Linked DNA regions of Mus musculus: region 1 is linked to region 2. The links are chromatin loops, found by intact Hi-C in ENCODE. Cell type or tissue: gastrocnemius. All regions are shown on one strand. Each heading gives the region's core, and the rest is flanking DNA. Links, peaks and the distances in the headings are about the cores only. Region 1 overlaps Dnah2 (dynein, axonemal, heavy chain 2). Region 2 holds the start of Gm40039 (a long non-coding RNA gene).

Region 1 (8,000 bases), core at 1-8,000, 180 kb after region 2:
TGTAGCCCTGAAGACACAGATAAGTAAGCTATGGTCTAGGTCCGTGAGGAAATCACAGCTCAGCAGGGAGGCAGCGTGCTCTGACATAGGGACCCAGAGGCCGTCATGATGAGCTCAAAGTGGTGTCTAGGGAACTGAAAGGCATGGTGCCCAGCTGTGTCTGATCCTGAGAGCAGGTGTCTTGAGGTGTGTAGGGATTATCCGGTGACATGAGAGGCACAGCTGAGTGTTCCAGGGAAGACTCGCAGTGCAAGGAAAGCCCAGGAGGAAAGGGCAAGGAATGCCCAGGGGGAAAGGGCACACACGGGGTGAGAGTTAGCAGTGCTGCCCACACAGCTGGTGACAAACTGAGGCAGGGGGAGGCCAGGTCACAGAGGCCTTTCGGGATCCCTCAAGATATGACAACCACTAAAGAGGTTAAGCCAGGAGCAACAGGGTCATTTTCATGCCTGGTAGTCTGACAGACACCCACAACTGGAGAACAGACTAGGAGGGACACAGGGGCAGGGTAATCTACTGGGGGCGGGAGGGGGGAGAGATGCTGTGCAGTTTCTGTGAAAATATGCACTAAGGTCCAGCCCTGGTAGGCGGGGCAGGGAGGGGGACGGGATCAGAAATACCTATAAGAAGAACCCAGCAACTGCCTTGAGCTGGTCAATTAGAGCAACTTCAAGTTGCTGGCATGGGTGTGACGTGGGTTGGCAGCTGTGCCATTCAAAGATGAGGACCCTGGTAAAAGAGGGTGGAACACAAGTCCACCCTCGACCTGAAACAAGCTGGACTTGATGGGTCTGTAGAGGAGTCCAGGAAGAGAAGTACTCCGCTGTCCAAAATGTGATCCACAGGCTGCCATGGTGGTCGGCAGCTAAAGGAGCCTGCTGCCAAGCCTGGGGGGACCTGGGTTTGATCCCCTAGAGCCCACAGGCTGGGAAGAGAGAACGGCCTCCTGTCATCTGACCACTGATCTTCACAGGCTGGCTGTGCCATACATGTGCATGCCGCCTTCCACAGAGAATTAGTAAATGAATGTAAGTTTTAAAAATTCAATGAAAGATGAAATAGACCAGGATCGACAGCTCCTTGGAAGCTGATTAAAGAATCACAGAGCCCAGCCGGGCCGTGGTGGCACAAGCCTTTAATCCCAGCACTTGGGAGGCAGAGGCAGGCAGATTTCTGAGTTTGAGGCCAGCCTGGTCTACAAAGTGAGTTCCAGGACAGCCAGGGCTACACAGAGAAACCCTGTCTCGAAAAACAAAAAAACAAAACAACAACAACAACAAAAAATCACAGAGCCTACCAGAGACTTCCTGAATCCCAACCTGGGGGCAGATATCAGGTGTGTGTGTGTGTCTATGTATCTACTGTGTATAGATCTATGTGTGTGTTCATGTGTGGTAGTGGGTGTGCATGGATGCACAGTGCATGTGGAGAAACAGGGTTATTTAACTTTCCTCAGTTGCTCTCCCCACTTTGTTTTTTGAGGCAGGATCTCTCACTGAGCCTAGAGCTCATCAATTCAGCTGGACCGGCCGTCTGGAATGGCGTAGCACCTGTCTTATCGCCCCAGCACTGGGATTACAGGAATACCACACAGTACCCAGCTTTTGTTGGCTGGTTGGTTGGTTGGTTGGTTGTTAGGTTTTTTGAGGGGAGGGATGCGGTGAGACAGGGTTTCTCTATGTAACCTTGGCTGTCCTGGAACTTGCTCTGTATACCAGATTGGTCTTGAAACTCATAAAGATCCACCTGCCTCTGCCTCCCGAGTGCTGGGATTAAAGGCATGCAGCACTACCCAGCTTGTACCCAGTTTCTGATGTAGGTGCCTGGGCTCTGAAGTCAAGCCTTCGTGTGTCCACAGCAAGGAATTTACCCAGCCGGCTCTTTTCCAACCCCTTGGCCCCCAGATTTGTATCTCACACCACCGCTGAAGGGCTTCGTGCAGGGTCACCAGACCTGTAGACAGCATAGGTGTGGTAGTCATTCAGGTACTCGATGCGGTCCTCCAGCTTATTGCTGCGGTGGCTCTTGTCAATGCTGAGGATAAAGAGGCCGATGTAGGCGTCCAGGGAGAACTGGTACATGGGGTCAATGCGGCCCATGTCATTGAGCACAAAGAACAGCACCGAGGCCCGCTGGGCACACGGACGGTAAGCCTGTAGGGGTCAAAAAGAGTCAGGGCTACTACAGAGGGGCAGGCAGGCAAACCCAAGAGCTCGGGGAGGGAGGGGTCGCAAGTGAACACGATCTAAGTTACTTCTTGGTGGCTCTGGTCAGGGACGGGACTGGAGGGTGCAGGGGTTCACCTCTCGGGCCAAGTCAATGTTGATCTCTGTGGTCTCACTGGTCTCCAGTTGCTCGGTCACCTCGGTGGCCGTTATCTTGGATGTCTGGAGGGTATTCACCAGCTGCACGTCATCAAGCAGAGAGCCTGTGGCCTCATTCAACAAGCTAGGGGGAAGTCGAGAGGGAGGTTCAACTGGAAGGAAAGGATTCCTCTTGGCTCCCCAGGGTGCTGGTTGGATGCCCATTGGGAACAGACAAGGTGGGTGGGCTTGGGTGGGGGCTGGGGATGATATTCTCACCGCAGGATCTCATCCTCTAGTTCTTTGAGCTTTCTCTTTCCTGCAGCGATGTTGATGACCAGAGAGTCCTTCTGCTCCTCCAGCTCTGGTCGCTCCTTCCGAACCACAATGCCCAGCAGCTGGGCTTCCAGGCCCTGAGGAGGTCAAGACTCAGGGCCAGGGTCCCTTGCCGATGGCATCTTCCCCTGCCACACGTTTAGATTTCCTAAGACCTCGTCCTCCATCACCCAGCTCAAGTTTGGTCTTTTTGTGTGTGCGTGTTTCTTACGGCCTCTCCAGCCTTCCCGGCTTCAGCCCAAATCTACCTGCTCCTTTACAGCGAAGTTGACAATGGTGGTCTTAGCCGAAGTCTCTGGATTATAGTGGGGATTGGAGAGCTTGGTGGTGAGGTAGAAACGGAAATTGGGATTGTATTCCACCTCCTTGTCACCAATTCGAATCAGCATCCGACCACCTGCGTCAGCGGGAGGGTCAAGGACGAGAGTCTTCTGTGATCCAGTAAGGCTGCCCCACCCCCCTTCTTATACCTAGGCCCGAGATGTGACTCAGCCTGCTTCACTGACGCCTAATTCATGGGATGCAGCCCGAAAGAGCCCCCACTTCCCACCCTAGTGTCTCTAGGACCTGCCCACAATAAGCCTAGGCTCTGACCAATTCGAGCTACAGATTTGTTGAGCACTGGGTTGAGCGTGGGGTCCAGATACTCCTGCACATTCTGGAGTAGCACTGGAAATCCAAACTGGATGGCATGTTCTAGAACTCGAAGGTAGTCATGCATCTGCAGGTCGATGATTTTAAGGCCCTAGAGAGCAAGGGATAGATGGATGGATGGATGGATGGACTGATGGACAGATGGATGAGAGCAACAGGGAGGACCACACAAGCCAAGGGCAGGACCTTGAGAAAAGACTAGGCCTGGGACTCTCCTGGGGCAGCCCAGCCTAATACCTGGTTTCCTTCCATGTTCTTAATCCACTTGAGGGCTTGGCCCTGAGGATCGATCATGAGGGCCCACCTGAAAGAGGAAGCCCCTGTCAGCAGACAGGTTCTGCTCCTCCCCTGCCTCTCCCTCCCCTACAAGGCTCTCACCTGTTGCCCCTGGTGACGATGATGCCATTCTCTGTGGAGAAGGCATCTGAGGGCAACCCCTGGATGTTCCAGTCCCGGACTTTGGTGGGATTGGTCAGGAAGTTATCAATGGCAAAGCGAGGTGAACAGGGAACCTGAAGCTCCCTGATCTGAGGAGAGAAGAACCCCAAAATTCAGCCGGAATTCAGCAGCTCTGTCTCTTGCCTGCACACCCCAAGTGCTTCCCTGTAACCCCTGGGCCCTTCTCACCTTCCTGATCCAGATTTGATTGATAATCTCATCCCGGTAATTGGTCAGAAAGGGTCCCATGTAGGACAAGAACGCAGCTGCAATCAGACAGTCGCCCACCAGGTAACCCAGATCCTCCTCCAGGCCCTGGTGTACAGAGGGAGGTATAAGCGCCTGGGGCTTCAGACCTTTGGAGATAAGCTAGAGTGTTTTGAAAGACAGTCTCCTTTGCTCCTTTGATTCTGGTCTAGATCAAAGCTAGTCTCCCTTTTCTAAATCCCTTCAGGCTGAGAACTCAATCACTCTGGAGTCCTGGTCCCGGACAGCCATGTGTATGCTAATTATCCACTGATAAGATCTACCCCTTGCAGGGAGCCAGGAATTCTGTGAAATAGAGACAAGATGACCCCAGTCTGTTATCTCTCAGGAAGACAAGCTGTTAACTAAGAGGTCTTGTGTGCCTTCTAGTTCCTGCATGGAACTCACCATGTGTTCAGGATGCCATTCCCTGTATACTCTCATCAAACGTGAGAAGGGGAGGGATTTCTACTCTCGATTCCCTACAGCCAATGTGCTCTTGTTTTCCTACTCTCTCTCCGTGGACACGGAGATGGACCTCCTGAGTGGCGTGGGACCACCCATCTCACCTGCACAGTCTCTTCCCATCGTGCCTTTTCACCAGCTAGCCCAGACACCAACATTCCTGCTCGCTCCAGCTTCAGCTCCATCTCCTCCGATTTCTTTCGAAGCTCCTCCTTCTGTGCCAGCTTCTCATCATACTGTTTCTTCAGCATCTCCAATTTCTCTGCCACCTAGGAACGATTGGCGTGTGGGAGATGAGAAACACAGGGCCCAAGGCCAGGCTGTTTTAGGTCAAATCCCGACTTTGCCACTTGAAGCTGCCTGCCCTTGGGTCAGTTAATCTCTTTGAGGGCCAATGAAGTTGACATAATACTCTGAACATGCTCTCGCACGCTTACATGTGTGTACATGCACACACACACACACACACACACACACACACACACACACACACTCTCTCTCTCTCTCTCTCTCTCTCTCTCTCTCTCTCTCTCTCGCGCGCGCGCGCGCGCGCGCAGAGGTGCACATCTGGAATCTCAGCACTCTACGGGAAAGATGGGAGGCAGAAACAGGAGAATCACTCAGAAGTTCAAAAGCCAGCTGCCTCATCAGGGTATAAGAGGAGGCCTAGACTCTAGATAGGAGCTGTGCGCATGTTCATATCCTACAGTTTGTGTTTTTGAGGCTCTGCTTCCCTCGTGTATAAAATAATCCCACATATTGAAGTGTATCAATGAGTGAGTGACGGGGTGGGGGGGTGACTATTATGTCAGATGAGCTTCATTTTCCTCCCTCCCTCTCTCCCTCCCTTCTCTTAAAGCCCAGAATCGACCTGGTACTGACCAGATTATGCTCAAGCATAGAGAACAGAGACCTTTTGAAGCGTGGTAAACAACGTACGAGGCTGGGATATAGAGTAACTCGGTGGTAGAAGGCATGGGCCAGGCCCTGGGTTCACACTCCAGCACAGCAGAAAAATACAAGCCACAGAAGAGAAGCTGGCAAGCCAACTCTGATGTCAGAGCTTGCTCGCCCACAACAACTCTGGTATCAGAGCTTACTCGCCCACGAGACTCCTGGACACTTACTGACCTCAGCGGCACCACCAGCAACTTCCACTCAGAACTGTTGTCAGCAGTTTTCCAGTTAAAGATAGGAAGCCAGGCACAGTGGGGTGGCCTGTCATCCCGGCACTTGGGTGGCTAAGGCAGAATGATCACAAAGTCATGGCCAGCCTGGGATATACGGATGGTGCCAGGCCAGCCTGGGTTACCAAAGTGAGAATGGTCGCCAAAGGAGGCGTGGGTGGGAGGAGGCAAAAGCTTCCCTGTGACATCTTTATCAGCCTCAGCTTCCATAAGGAGAGACATCAATCAAACCTCCCGAGACACAACAGAGGAAACAGAAGTTAAAAGGGTATCAGGATTTCCATTAGGAGCAATGCCGTGGCTGGATAACATGGTGGATGCATTTTAACGTCACTTCAGGGCCGACTGTATGTGGGTTGGAGATGGCTCCACATTTAAGAGCACTTGTTGATCTGCAAAAGGATCCAGGTTCGACTCCCGACACCCACACGGCAACTCACAATTGTCTCTAATTCCAGTTCCAGGGCATCTGATGCCATCTTCTGGCCTCTGTGGGTACCAGACACTTACTTGGCACACACACACATAATGCAGGCAAAATACCTTTACACAGAAAATTTTGAAATAATTTTTTAAAAATGCTTAAAAGACTTGATATAGCTGAGCGGTGGTGGTGCAGGCCTTTAATCCCAGCACTTGGGAGGCAGAGGCTGGCAGAATTCTGAGTTCGAGGCCAGCCTGATCTACAGAGTGAGTTCCAGGACAGCCAGGGCTACACAGAAACCCTGTCTCGAAAAACCAAAAAAAAGAAAAAAAAAAAAAAAAGACTTGATATATACTTCGAGGTAAATAAATTTTATGTTTTAAAATAACTATAATACACTCACCTCCAAAAAAATAATAAAATGTATGTGTGTTTCCTCATACCCCCTACTGTGGCAAATGCTCATTGCTTAAGTTGTATCTCTTATATAACCTATTGATGGAGGCTTCCTCATTAAACTTAAATTCACAGTTTCGTGATAATTGAAACTCCAGCAAAACTAAATCCAAGATGGCCTCCAAGACCCTCATTCCTTCAGGCACTACTGAGTTTCTACTGTGGTCTTTGGCAAAACATCACTGGTGGTTTGTTTGTTTGTTTGTTTGTTTTCAGCAGTGGTGGTTTTATTGTGTCCAACACATCAATAAATGAACTTCAAGCCTGAACCTGTAGGTGCCCTGACTCTTCTTGCCCAGGCCTGGGCACCAGCCCCCTCTCGCCTGTTCCGGGAGAAGGAGTGGGTATTGGAGGTGAAATGTTTGTGTTTCTTTTTATTCCTAAATGGTACTCATTGAGAAACCTGACTTTGAACTAAGACAACCTTTTAGCTCTTTAAAAAAAAAAAATTGTTTTTCTGGCATGAATTTAATCCTAGCACTATAGAAGCCGAGGCAGATGGATCTCTGTGAGTTCAAGACCAGCCTGGTCTACAGAGTGAGTTCCAGCACTGCCAGGGCTACACAGAGAAACCCTGTCTCAAAAATCCAAAATAATTTCTTTCTTTTATTTTTGAGGTTATAATATGACATCATTTCTCCCACCTTTTCCTCCTCTTAGAGCAGTGGTTCTCAACCTTCCTAATGCTATGACCGTTTAATACAGTCCTTCACATTGTGCTGGCCCCCAACCATAAAATCATTTTGTCGCTATTTCATAACTATTATAATTATTATGGGGGTCTTGACCCACAGGTTGAGAAACACTCTAACTTCTCCCATAAACTCCTCCCTGCTCTAACTCAAGTTTGTGATCTCATTTTCAATTGTCGTTTACAGGCGTATGTGTGTAGGTATATGTATATATATTCCCAACCATAGCCTGCTCAGTCTACACACTATTACTCATGTATGTTTTCAGGGCTGACCATCTGATGCAGGATAACCAACTGCTGTGCCTGGCCCTCCCCACCTCTGCATTCCTCAGGCTTCTGTGATTTAGATGAGGTCTTACCATATAGTCCTAGCTGTGCTGGAGCTCACCCATGGAGACCCCCCCTGCCTCTGCCCCCCAAATACTGGAATTAAAGGTGTGCACCACTATAGGCAGCTATACCCTTTTTCTGGGAGAGACACACTAGCTTAGGAAAACTAGTTTATCTTTTTTAAAGTGTGACCACGGGCATTTATTTATTTAGTTATTTCAATGCTGTGATGTTGGGAGGTGATTTGCTCATGAGAGAGGACTCCTCATGCATGACATTAGTAACCCCCCAAAAGAGGCTCTGTCATAAATGGTGGCTCCTACTTGTAACTCTAGGGCTTAAAAGGCAGCAGCAGGAGAATCCCCACAAGTTCAAGGCCAGTCTAGTCTACCTAGGCTGTAAAGCGAGACTATCCCAAAACAGAATCGTGAGGAGTGGGGAGAAAAAAGAGAGGAGGAGAGAGAGCA
Region 2 (11,335 bases), core at 1,387-9,386:
TTGTTTTAGTCTTTAAGATTTGAGAGTAGGTCTCACACTGTAGCCCTGGATGGACTAAAATTCATTATATCCCAAAGTAGTCTCAAACTTTCAATTCTCCTGCCTCAGCTGCCCAAGTATTGAGGATTATAGGCATAAGCTACCATACCCAGATAGCTCTAGAATTTTAGAAAGATCTATTTTTTTTTTACAGATTTTTTTTTCTGTGTATGTTTGTAGTTGTATGCAGTGGAAATCAGAGGACAACTTGCAAGAGTCAGTTTTCTCCTCCTGCCATGTGTGGGTCTTGGGGCTCTACCTCATGTCCTCAGACTTGGAAGCAAGTGCGTTAACCCTCTGAACTATCATGCTGGCCCCGGAGCTCCAGAGATTAAATGCCTCTCTTAGTCACTGCATTAAGTTTTCAAACATGCAGCAGTAGCAGTTAAGACTCAGCCATGTGGTTTCTGGCTGCCTCCCCACACCACTGCCCCTCACCCCACGACCCACTGCGTCCTTCTGATTCGTGTTTGTGGAGCCGAGCTATAAATGTACACGGCACACCAGATGTCTCTGATGTGTCGACGCTTTATTCCTGTGACCAGTCTCTTTTTCTCTTCTCCCCATGGGCAGGGGGACAAAGGACAGCTTAAGAATTACTGGAGGCCCTGTCTCCTCCAAAGGAGATGTGTCTTTGGAGTAGACAGACACGCGCGTCTTCCACGGGACCTTCCTTTATCTTCCCATTGCTTTTCCCATCTGAGCACAGTCGGGATGGAGCCAGTGCCTGTACTAACCTTATTTGGTCCCTGACCTGAGGTGGCAGACCTGTCCCCTCCCCCATCTCTGCTCCTGTCCTAATCCCCGTTGGATGCAGCTCCCTGATACACTTCTGGTTCCAAGCCTCCCCACCCCCCCCCACCCCCCCACCCCCCCATCCCCCACCCCCTGCTCCTTGCTCTCGTCTACAGGCTGGACGTTTCCACCACACAGAAGTCCCCAGTTCCAAACTGAGCAGGGAGAATAGCAACGTGCCTGACACCTCTCTTCTGCCTCTCTCCAAGGGATAGCTTTCTACATGGTGACACATGTTTTTCTAGAGTTAAGAGCATGCACTACTCTTGTAGGGGACCTGAGATTGGTCTCCAGCACCCATGTCTGGTAGTTGACAACCACTTTTAACTCTCTAGCTTCAGGAAATTGGACACACTCTTCTGAACACCACAGGCTCCTGAACTCACATTTGTCCCTCGAGCACGCACACACACACACTTAAAAATAATAAAAGTAGCTGGAGAGATGGCTCAGTGGTTAAGAACACTGACTGCTCTTCCAGAGGTCCTGAGTTCAATTCCCAGCAACCACATGGTGGCTCACAACCATCTGTAATGGGATCTGACGCCCTCTTCTGGTGTGTCTGAAGACAGTGACAGTATACTCATATAAATAAAATAAATAAATAAATCTTTAAAATAATAGTAATAATAAAAGCAAACAAAACAAAAGAGTAAGAGTCTTGGAGATTCTTCTAGGAACCCACACGCGTACTCTCAGGACCTTTCTTTATTTTTTTTTTTAATTTTTGTTTTTTTTTGGTTTTTCAAGACATAATTTCTCTGTGTAGCCCTGTCTGTCCTAGAACTCATTCTCCAGACCAGGCTGGCCTCCAATTCACTGAAATCCTCCTGCCTCTGCCTCCCAAGTGTTGGGATTAAAGACATGCACCACCACTGTCCAGTGAAATTTATTTTTTATACGTTTTTATATGCTTTGCCTGCATATTCGTCTATTAAAGACATGTATCACCACTGCCCACCAAGATTTATTTTGTTTGTCTCTATATGTTTTGTCTGCATGTTTATCTCTGTACTACATGCCTCGTACCTGCAGAGGCCAGAAGAGGGCATCGGACCCTTCAGAACTGGAGTTAGACAATTGTGAGCTGATTTGCTAGTGCTAGGAATTGAACCTGGGTCCTCTGGAAGAACAGTCAGCGCTCTAAACTGCTCAACCATCTCTCTAGCACTCCATTCTCTCTTAACCGGCTCGCTTAAGCCTATTATTGTGAGTGCCATCCTCAGAGCCAGGGAGTCACATGAGTACTTCAGCTGTGCCCCCTTGCAAAAGGATTGTCCCAGCTGGACCTCTGACTGCTTAGACCCCCTCACAGAGGAACAGGGAGGATCATGAGACCCTCAACTGAGCAGCCAGCTGCTCCCTACCACCTGTTGTATGCCCTAATGCACACGGTCTCAGGAAGGGGCTAGACTCTAGCCTTCTAGCCTCTAGCGTACATGGGGGAGGTGGGGTATAGGAGAAGACTCCATCTGTCAGCAGCAGGGAAGTCTTCATCCATGCCAGGAAGGGATTTTCGGGCGCAGACTATTGGAGGAGGAGTGGTCACCCCTCTAAGTAACCCCTTACCTGTGCTCTGTAAGGAAGCACAAAACCCCATTGGTTCCACAGAGTAAACTTTTGACAGCATCACGCCTCAGTTTGCCACTGGGACCTTGTGGGGAGTGGTAGATAGTGTTCATTGCTCCTTCCTGGATGGAATTCTAGCCACTTGTATATTAAACATTTTTATTAAATTCCAATCCTGCTTCACTAAAAATAATAACTCCAATTTGGCTTCATTAAAAAAAAAGAAGTCATGCTCTTGCTGGGTGTGGTGTCTCAGGATGGTAATTGCATAATCTGGGAAGCTGAGGCAGGAGGATTGTGGTGAGTTTTCAGGCCAGCCTGGGCTATGTGTGTTCAGGCCAACCTGGGCTATGTGTGAGATCATATCTAACATAAATGGGTGGTGTGCAAGGGAACATTAGAGAGATGTAGGCTCAACACTCTAATTCTGCACAGGGCAGGAGTGGTTCCCAGCACGCATAGAAGGTGGTTAGCAGTCACCTGTAACCCAGCACCATGGGATCCATCTTCTTCTGGCTTCCATGAGCAACTGCGCTCACCACCCCCACCCCCAATTAAAAACAGTCAAGCTCTTCCTCCGTTTGGCATCTCCCCTAGGTCTCGCCCCTATTTCTGTTAAGGTCCCCCTGCTTGCCTTCACATTGAGGGATGGTGCAGAAGATGTTTCATCATCATCATCATTATTATTATATTGAGTTATTTTATTAACATGTGTGTGCTCACACATGCGGAGGTCAGAGGACATCTTGGTGGAGTGAGTTTTCTCCTGCCTTTCCAAGCATTTCTGGAATCAAACTCAGAAGGGCAGGCTTGTGTGACAGGCACCGTTACCCACTGAACCATCTCAACAACCCAAGGACTTTTTTTACATTGTGGAATAAACACTGTACTTTTGAGTTTGTGCCTGATTTTTTTTCTTTTCTTTTCTTTTTAGATTGAGACCACAGAATTGTTTGGAAATAGAACTGACTAAAGATGGAAATAATTATGAATCCAAATAGAGTCCTCAGGGTTTTTTTCCTTGGATGCCTTTCTGAGTCATGCTGATTTTAAAGCAGCCCTTCTCATGATTCCCTGCTCCTCTTTAGTTTTCCATTTTTGCCATTATGTTCTAAATTTCCAAGAATTTTTTATTCTCTGGTTGCTTCTTTTTCTTCAGCAAATGGATATATATATATATATATATATATATCATAAATTTTTCAATTTTTACCATTTATAAATGTACAGTTCAATGGTAGTTAAGCAACTGACATTTTTGCATGATCACCGTCACTGTAGATATCATCTCCAAGAAAACTGGGCCTAGTCTACAGTGGCTACTTCTCCCTACTATCCTATCCGACTGCTCTGTTTTCTAGCAGTTTGCCTGTTCTGGGTACCTTATGTAAAAGGAGCTGCTGTCCTCCGGCTTTCCCACCAGCGCATCTCTGCGTTGGTACACACACTGAATCCCATTTCTGTTTCCACTGCTGCTACACTTCGATGATACACATTTACTACTACAAGCTGTTTGCTACAATCCAAGTCTCCGCCCTTAATGGTATGGACAGGGGGGAATCGGGATGCTGAGACTGCTCTGCCTTACCCACGGTTTCCAGGACTGATGATGGTTCTGAAAGGCTTGGGAGAGAAGGTGTAGGCTGAGGCTCTAGAGATGGTGTGGATTCCCTGACCGTGTCCACAGATCATCTTTAGCTTCCTGCACTGGCAGGCTGTCTTCTTCCCTCAGTACAGCCCGGACTGTATGATAGCGCAGGAGTCCATTCTCTTGCAGATCCGCCACCAAGGGCATCCCCAGAGGTAAGGCTCTGATGCCTCAGGCTTGAGCAGTCTGTAGAGACCATGTGTACCCAGGGTTCCTTTGCCCATGGTTCTGTGGAGACCATAATAAGGCAATACTGCTCTCTCTGGGGCTCAGTTTCCCTCGTGGGAGCTGACATCAGAGTGGTGGTGGTGGCAGGAGGGCAGCAGAGGCAGCCACTGGGTTGGAGTGACAGCTGGGATTTGCAGAGGGCTGCACCTGCCTCTTTAGGCTTTTCAGCAAGCTTCCTTCTCTGGCTGACCACAGGGCCAGACCATAGATAACAGATCTTCCTCCTAGGGTCCTACAGCTCAGAAACTCTGCCACCCGGGACCCTTAGGCCCATCTGCCTCCCAGGAGCCTCCCTTGAGCCTAGGACAACTTGACTCTCAACAGGAAAACAGCCCTTTCCTTCTTTTTTTCTCCTGACGTATCTTCTCCAGTTTTGAATTTGCTGGAAACGATCAGCTTTGTTGCAGTTTCATTGCTGTCTGTCTCTGTTTGCTCATTTGCGTGTGATAGGTTTCAGAGACGAGAGGCAAGTGAGAGGTACGAAACCTGGCATCAGTGAAGTTACTGAGCTGTAATTTTCCAAGGCCTTACATTTTCAGTGTCGTTTCTATTCCATCATCTTTTTATCTTTTTGGATAGTTATGACAGTTGATTCCTGACGTTCTAGTCCATTCTCAATTAACTGCACAATCCCGACATGTTTTCTTTGGAATTGTACTTTCAAACCACAAAGTATTGTGGGAATGCGATGTGATCAGGACTATAAATAGCAGCAACTGCATGCTTTTGAATCAAGAAAGATGTTTTAAATTGATCTAGATGTACTGTATGCAGACTACCAGGCCTTAGGGTGGAGTCCTGGTATCTAGACTCTGAAAAAAAACAATATTGTCCACCAGGGGGAGCTGTAGACCATGTTTAAGTTATTTATTTATTTATATTTTTCTTTTGTTTTGTTTTGGGTTGGGTTAGTTTTTGTTTTGTTTTAGAGACTGTTGCTTTATGTCTTTCTTGAGCCACTTTCGAACATGATTCTCTGGACAGTGGGTTTAGAGAAGGCAGAAGAGCGTCCTGGGTAGGGCAGGGAACCTGACTGTAGGCCGGTCTGGTTCCAGGTAGACAACTCTGGGGTTATCGGGTTTGACTCTTCCCCTGTAACCGGCTTTGTTGACCACGAGGCTTACCTTTATTTACTTTTTAAAATTCATTTTTTGACAAGTTCACACATGTATATAATACATTCCGGACACACGCATTCTCTTTCTTAGCTTCCTCCTACCCCAGTCTTCCCCACAAGCCCCCCTTCCATCACTGTGTGTTTAGTTTTGTTCTGTGGCCCAGTATGTTTAACCAGGGCCACCTGCATAAGTACACACACCTCACTAGTGGGTGGCTTCATCACCCAAGCAAGATAAGGACTCCCTTCCCCGCAGCAACATTGGCTGCCCATAGGGGGAGCCCTTCCCCACCCGTGAGTGAATGCTGGCAGTTCCAGTCTTGTGTAGTCCAAGTGCAATGGCTATGGGTTCCTGAGTGCAGTGGCCATCTCACGCCCAGAACAGCACTTCCCAGCTTCCCTCCCCATCCTCTGGCTCATACCTTCTTTCCACTTTCCTCTTCTGTGATGTTCCCTCACCTTGGCAGGATGATCTGGATATCCTGTTGATAACTGAGCACTCAACAGTCACTCTCAGCATTTTGACCAGCCATGAATCTGCAGTAAGCATCATTCACTGAGAAGAGAGCCTTCTTTGACACAACTAGGAGCAACACTGGCCTATGAGTATAAACACAAATATTTAGGAGGTGGTTTGACAAGACTTAGCAAGACAGAAGTAGTGTATTCACCCTGAGGGCCTAGGGCCTCTCCAGCTACGGACTTTGAACCGGGTCCAAAGTATCAAGTATGAATGCCATCTTGTGTGGCAGACCTCAGATCCTCTCGGGACACAGGTGGTTACCCCCATGACAATCATGTCACTATTGCATTAGTGGACACATCTTGCCTAGCAGGTTGGTATGGAGGCACACAAAGGAGAGTCTCCTTTCATGGTGGCAGATGTGGCTGCGAGGCTCCAGCCTCTCATCCTCCCAGACTTAAGTTAAAATAGCCCTACTTGCCTGGAGACTTCAACGAACGTCTAAAGTTCAGCTTTCAATGCAGGACGCTCCCCTAGAAATCTCTGTAACCTTACCTCAACATCCACAAGGGAGTTGTATGCATGAGCCACCACAATAGAAACTGGTCTATCTTGGTCAAGGATTCACCCTGAAACCTAACTCTGTCACCAGGCAATGTGATGGGTTAGCCCGAGTTACATAGGGCTAACGGTGGAGCCAATGTGACCCAGGTGACAAGAACTGAGAAAGCCACATAAACCCTGCTCTGCTACCAGGATGGCTGAGTGGGAGGGCACTGCACAGCCCTCAGAGAGCAGGCTGGAAGGAGAGGATGGGCAAGACCCAAGACACACAGAGGGATTCGTGAGACCAACACAGGTCTCAGGATCAGCTTCACACCCAAAGAGACTCCTTCCTTGAAGTGTGACGAATGGGCAGTCTACAGTGATGACTTCGGCGTTGTGGCACTGGGAGGTGACACAGTCAGGGTTTGGCTTGTGGCTAAGGGGATGCTGGCAGGTCTGCTGAAAATGGAGGAGAAAACTAGACAAGCAAAAAGCCAAAGGATGGCCGGGGTGTGTGGGGATGCCGCTGTCACTAGAATAAAAAGCTCAAACACTGGTGGGGTAGAGGGTGTCCTGTTGCTCAAGGAGTGGTGGCAGACTTCAGGGGGCCTGGTGGGAGAGAGAAATGAGAAGCCCCTCAAAGAGCAAAGAGGATGCTGAGCTCAGACTCCAGCTCTGGGCTTTACAGAGTCTAGGATGAGAGTGTTCGGCAAAAATAGTTAGCACAGAAGTTAGCCCAGGTGGAGTGGTGCAAGCCTTTAATCCCAGCAGAGGGAGGCAGAAGCAAGTGGATCTCTGTGAGCTCAAGGCTATCCCAGTAAACTAGAGCTACAAGTGAAACCTTGTTGGGGGTATAAGGGTGTTGGGGGGAGAGAAAAAGAGAGAGAGGAAGAAACTTCAGATTGAACAAGCAGAGTGTCCAGATGAAATTGTCTCTCCGCTCCCACTCAGATTACAACAAAAGAATTTTTAAAGTCATAAACCAAGAGCCAGAGAGATGACTCAGTGGTTAAGAGCACTGGCTGCTGCTCTCCCAGAGACTCTGGGTTTGACTCAGCACCCACATGGCATCTCCCAACAGTCTGTGACTCCAGTCCCAGGGAACCCAATACCCTCCTCTGGTCTCTGCAGCACCAGGGTCATATGTGGTACACATATCTACATGCAGACAAAACACCCTTATATAAAAAGATAAATGAATAAATGAAAGAGAGAACAAAAATTTAGAAGGCATAAACCCTTAGGGTCAAGAAGAATAGAAGTTAGAAACTCAAGGGGGGGTGAGCATTCTGGAAGTAGGGGGAGTGGGTGGGGAGTGGCCGACCTTGCAAGGCACAGCAACCCAAGCCCCGGCAGAGTCACGGGGTGAGCAGTGAGCCCTGAAGGATCCCCAGAGCATCAAGAACTGAAAATGTCAGGAATCTGTCTACTTGTTTCTCAGAAATATAAGACTCTGATATTTGGTGGCTTAAAGCAATAACTGGGCTAACCTGGGCAGCTCCATCCATGTCCTGCTTGTTGGACATCATGACTGATGGCTAACAACTGTGATTTCTGATTGCCCAGCGGTAAGGACCTCTGTACTTCTGTGTAGAGTCTCCCCATAGTTTGGGCTTCTCAGAGATTGGTAAAATAGGAACAAGCTAATTCTAGTTCATTCCCCAGGCCTGTCTTTTTCCTAAGTCATGTGACTATCAGCACAAGGCCTGTTTCTGTGAGACACTGAACATTAGAATCATGGCTGATGTTCACATGACTGTGTTGCAATGTGGAAAGATACAAGATCCAGAAAATCGTTCCCAAACAAGAGTTCTCTGCCTGAGGTACAAAGAAGCAACAGTTTAGCCCTGGATCTTGCAGGATGAAGGACCTTCAATGTAGGTTGACTGCCAAGGAGACAGGGGTCAATCTCCCTGTTGGTTAAATAGTCAGTAGAAAGGAACTGAAGTGACCCCAGAGAACAGGACACTTGACTACTAGTAACAGAGAGTGTAAGTGGAATCACCTGTGCCCAGTGGCTATGACAGATGAAGCTTGGACAGAGCCCCGGTCCAATGGTGTGGCAGCTGGCAGGTCGCCTCTCCACCGTGGGCCCACGAGAGCTTGTTCTTGTTTCTCAAGTTCTGCCCCCTATGGAGATGTATGGTGCCACTCACTTCCCAAGGTCTCTGAGGCTGTAACCTGACAAATAGCTTAGACAGCTTTTAGCAAGAGGGAAGTTGCTGGTTTATGGCTTGGTTTCAAAATCATTGTCAACAACAAATGGCACATCCCTGGAGTCCTACTTGGTCACTAACAGTGAGTCCATACATCTGGGCCGATCGTAGCCCATGACCATCTGTCTTACAGAGCAGCGCCACTCAAATCCGAGAACTTCTATTTGGCTTTTGGTCGGATTCCGTAAGCAGTAGCGGCTGGGGATGCAGCTCAGTTGGTAGCACTCATGTAACCTTGGGTTTGACTCTCAGCGTCATATAAACCAGTCACGGTGTGCTCACCTACAATCCCTACACCTGGAAGGTGGAGGCAGGAGAATGATGAATTGGAGGGGAAGCTGGGATATATATGACCTTATATTAACCCCCCCCCCAAAAAGCAGGAATGGTCTCAGTACCATTTAGCTTCATCCTTTCAGACATGTAGAGATGCCTCAGTAGTTAAGAATACTTGCTGCTCTTCCAGGGGACCAGGGCTTGGTTCCTGGCACCCAGATGGTGGATTGTGATTGTCTGTAACTCCCGACATCTTTGTCTGGTCTTTGCAGGCACCAGGCATGCACGTGGATGGACACACATCCAGGCAAAATACCTAAACATTAACTTTTATTTTCAAGATTATTTTTAAGACATGCTCTGGTCATGCTGGAACTCACTATATAGACCAGGCTGGCCTTGAACTCACAGTCTTCACCTGCCTCTGCCTCTTTCTAAGTGCTAGGATTAAAGGCGTGCCCCATCATGCCTAACCGCCCCCCCCCCACCAAATTTAATAATAATGACAACCACAACAAGTTACTGTCCCTTACTCTGAGTCCTCGGTGGTTAATGGCCCTCGAGTGTCCTTTCTGTCTGTGATGTCATCTCTCCTATTCATGTATGCACACCCAAGCTGTGTATCATTGTCTCAACAACGTAGAGTTTCTGTTCCAAAATCCCAGTGGCCATTGCAGAGGGTGCCATAGCTGGAGCCTGTCCTCCACACAGAGGCTCTGTCCAAGCCAGCACACTTGTCAGCCAGCACTAATTAAAGGGCTAGTCCCTTTTACCCACCAAGTACTCCACACTGTATACACACAAGGCTAGAGATGCCTCCCCAAGGCTAGGGATGGCTCCCCAAGGCTAGGGATGCCTCTCCAGTCAAGATGTCCAACCCTAGAACTCCCTGCAAGGGAGACAGAGCCATTTCAAGACAGATCTGTCCAGACATTGCACACTCCAGCTGAATGTTAGTCCCTGTCATGTTCCCACACCCTCTGAGCTGAACCCAGCCCACTAGGACTCAGCAGCAAGTCTCAGAGACATCGCACACGTTTCTATGCTAAGGAAATGTCACCTCCATCCCTTGACTACTTCAGCTACTCATGTGCATATGACCTTGGACCCCAGTCAGAGGGACTTTGCGGTTCTTTATTAGAATAAGCGATTATGGAGCCTCAGACAATTCAAGGAGAAGTTTCTCACCATGTTTACCCTCTGACTTTCAACGTTTCTTCAAATCAATATACCAGGGAGAGGGAAATTCCTTCAAAAACAAACTTATTGAACATGTTTTATGCAGAGCACCTTGAAGTTGGTGGAGCAACAAGGATTCCCGTTGGTATTCCTGACTTTAAAGCGTATGGGCTGCAGTGCTGGCTCAGTGTGTAAAGGTGTCTGCTGTCACTTGCCGGCAAGCCTCAGGAACTGAGGTAGGTTCTTGGACCCCAAGTGGTGGATTGGACAGAAAGATCCATCTCCCATGAGCTGTCCTCTAACCTACACCACACACACACACACACACACTCACACACACACACACACATACACACACACATACACACACACATACACACACACACACATACACACACACATACACACACACACACATACACACACACACATACACACACATATACACACACACACATACACACACTATGGTACACACACACTCACACACATACACACACTATGGTACACACACACACATACACACACTATGGTACACACACACACTCACACACACATACACACATACATACACACACACATACACACACTATGGTACACACACACTCACACACACATACATACACACACACATACACACACTATGGTACACATACACACACTCACACACACATACACACATACACACACACACACACACACACACACACACACTATGGCACACACAAATAACCAAAATTTAATCATAAAACTTTATGATCTCACCAACACATGTCATTTGAGGAGAGGTTGTTGTTGAGACAGTCTTTAGGTCTAGACAAGTCTGGTCTGTAACTCACTATGTAGCCTAGGCTAGTCTCAAATGTATGACCCTCCTGCACCGGCCTAGGGAGTTCTGGGATTCAAGACAAGTGTCTATGCCTGGCCTATTTCCCAATGACTGAGTAACGCATCTTTGATACACACACCACACACTTTCTCTTTCCCATGCTTTTCCAAGTCTGCCTAAGTTCCTCTGATATCTGGATTCAGACATATTGCGTTCGCTGATACTGTAGCGCTGTCAGATCGGCAGCTGTAACTCAGACTGGCCCAAACACAGCCTCGGAACAGTAAGATTCGTCCCAAAGATGGTCACTTTATCAATTACAGAAAACCACCACCTAGAGATTATATACTTAGTTTGTTTCTTTTGCTTTGCATTTCCATAGACACCCAAAGAACTAGCTACCAGGGAGTCTGAGCCAGCATTTCTAAAC

Evidence for each region. Hi-C counts contacts between places; a loop is a spot of excess contacts. Peaks named below come from ENCODE experiments on the same cell type or tissue, not always from the same donor. Only the 100,000 strongest peaks of a DNase experiment are listed, where the experiment ranks them.
Region 1: a loop joins it to region 2, with 2.4 times the contacts of the local background. A loop is called at or near these places in 10 of 42 quality-filtered maps.

What each region holds. Positions count from the first base shown.
Region 1 is chr11:69,433,251-69,441,250 of GRCm38, forward strand. Dnah2 (dynein, axonemal, heavy chain 2) reads right to left here. Exons shown (of 86, transcript NM_001081330.1): 64 at 4,547-4,711; 65 at 3,921-4,046; 66 at 3,672-3,820; 67 at 3,531-3,597; 68 at 3,234-3,384; 69 at 2,888-3,036; 70 at 2,583-2,716; 71 at 2,304-2,448; 72 at 1,954-2,153. Among named protein-coding and RNA genes, the nearest start is that of Kdm6b, 21 kb to the left of the region's middle. In gastrocnemius, for the core only: no CTCF peak of the experiment used is centred there; no DNase peak of the experiment used is centred there.
Region 2 is chr11:69,252,863-69,264,197 of GRCm38, forward strand. It overlaps Gm40039 (a long non-coding RNA gene), which reads right to left and starts at 9,218. Exons shown (of 4, transcript XR_879967.2): 1 at 9,020-9,218; 2 at 8,411-8,918; 3 at 5,856-5,996. In gastrocnemius, for the core only: CTCF peaks have their summits at 5,110 (motif pointing right) and 5,670; a DNase peak (open chromatin) is centred at 5,665; H3K4me3 peaks cover 318 bases; H3K27ac peaks cover 446 bases.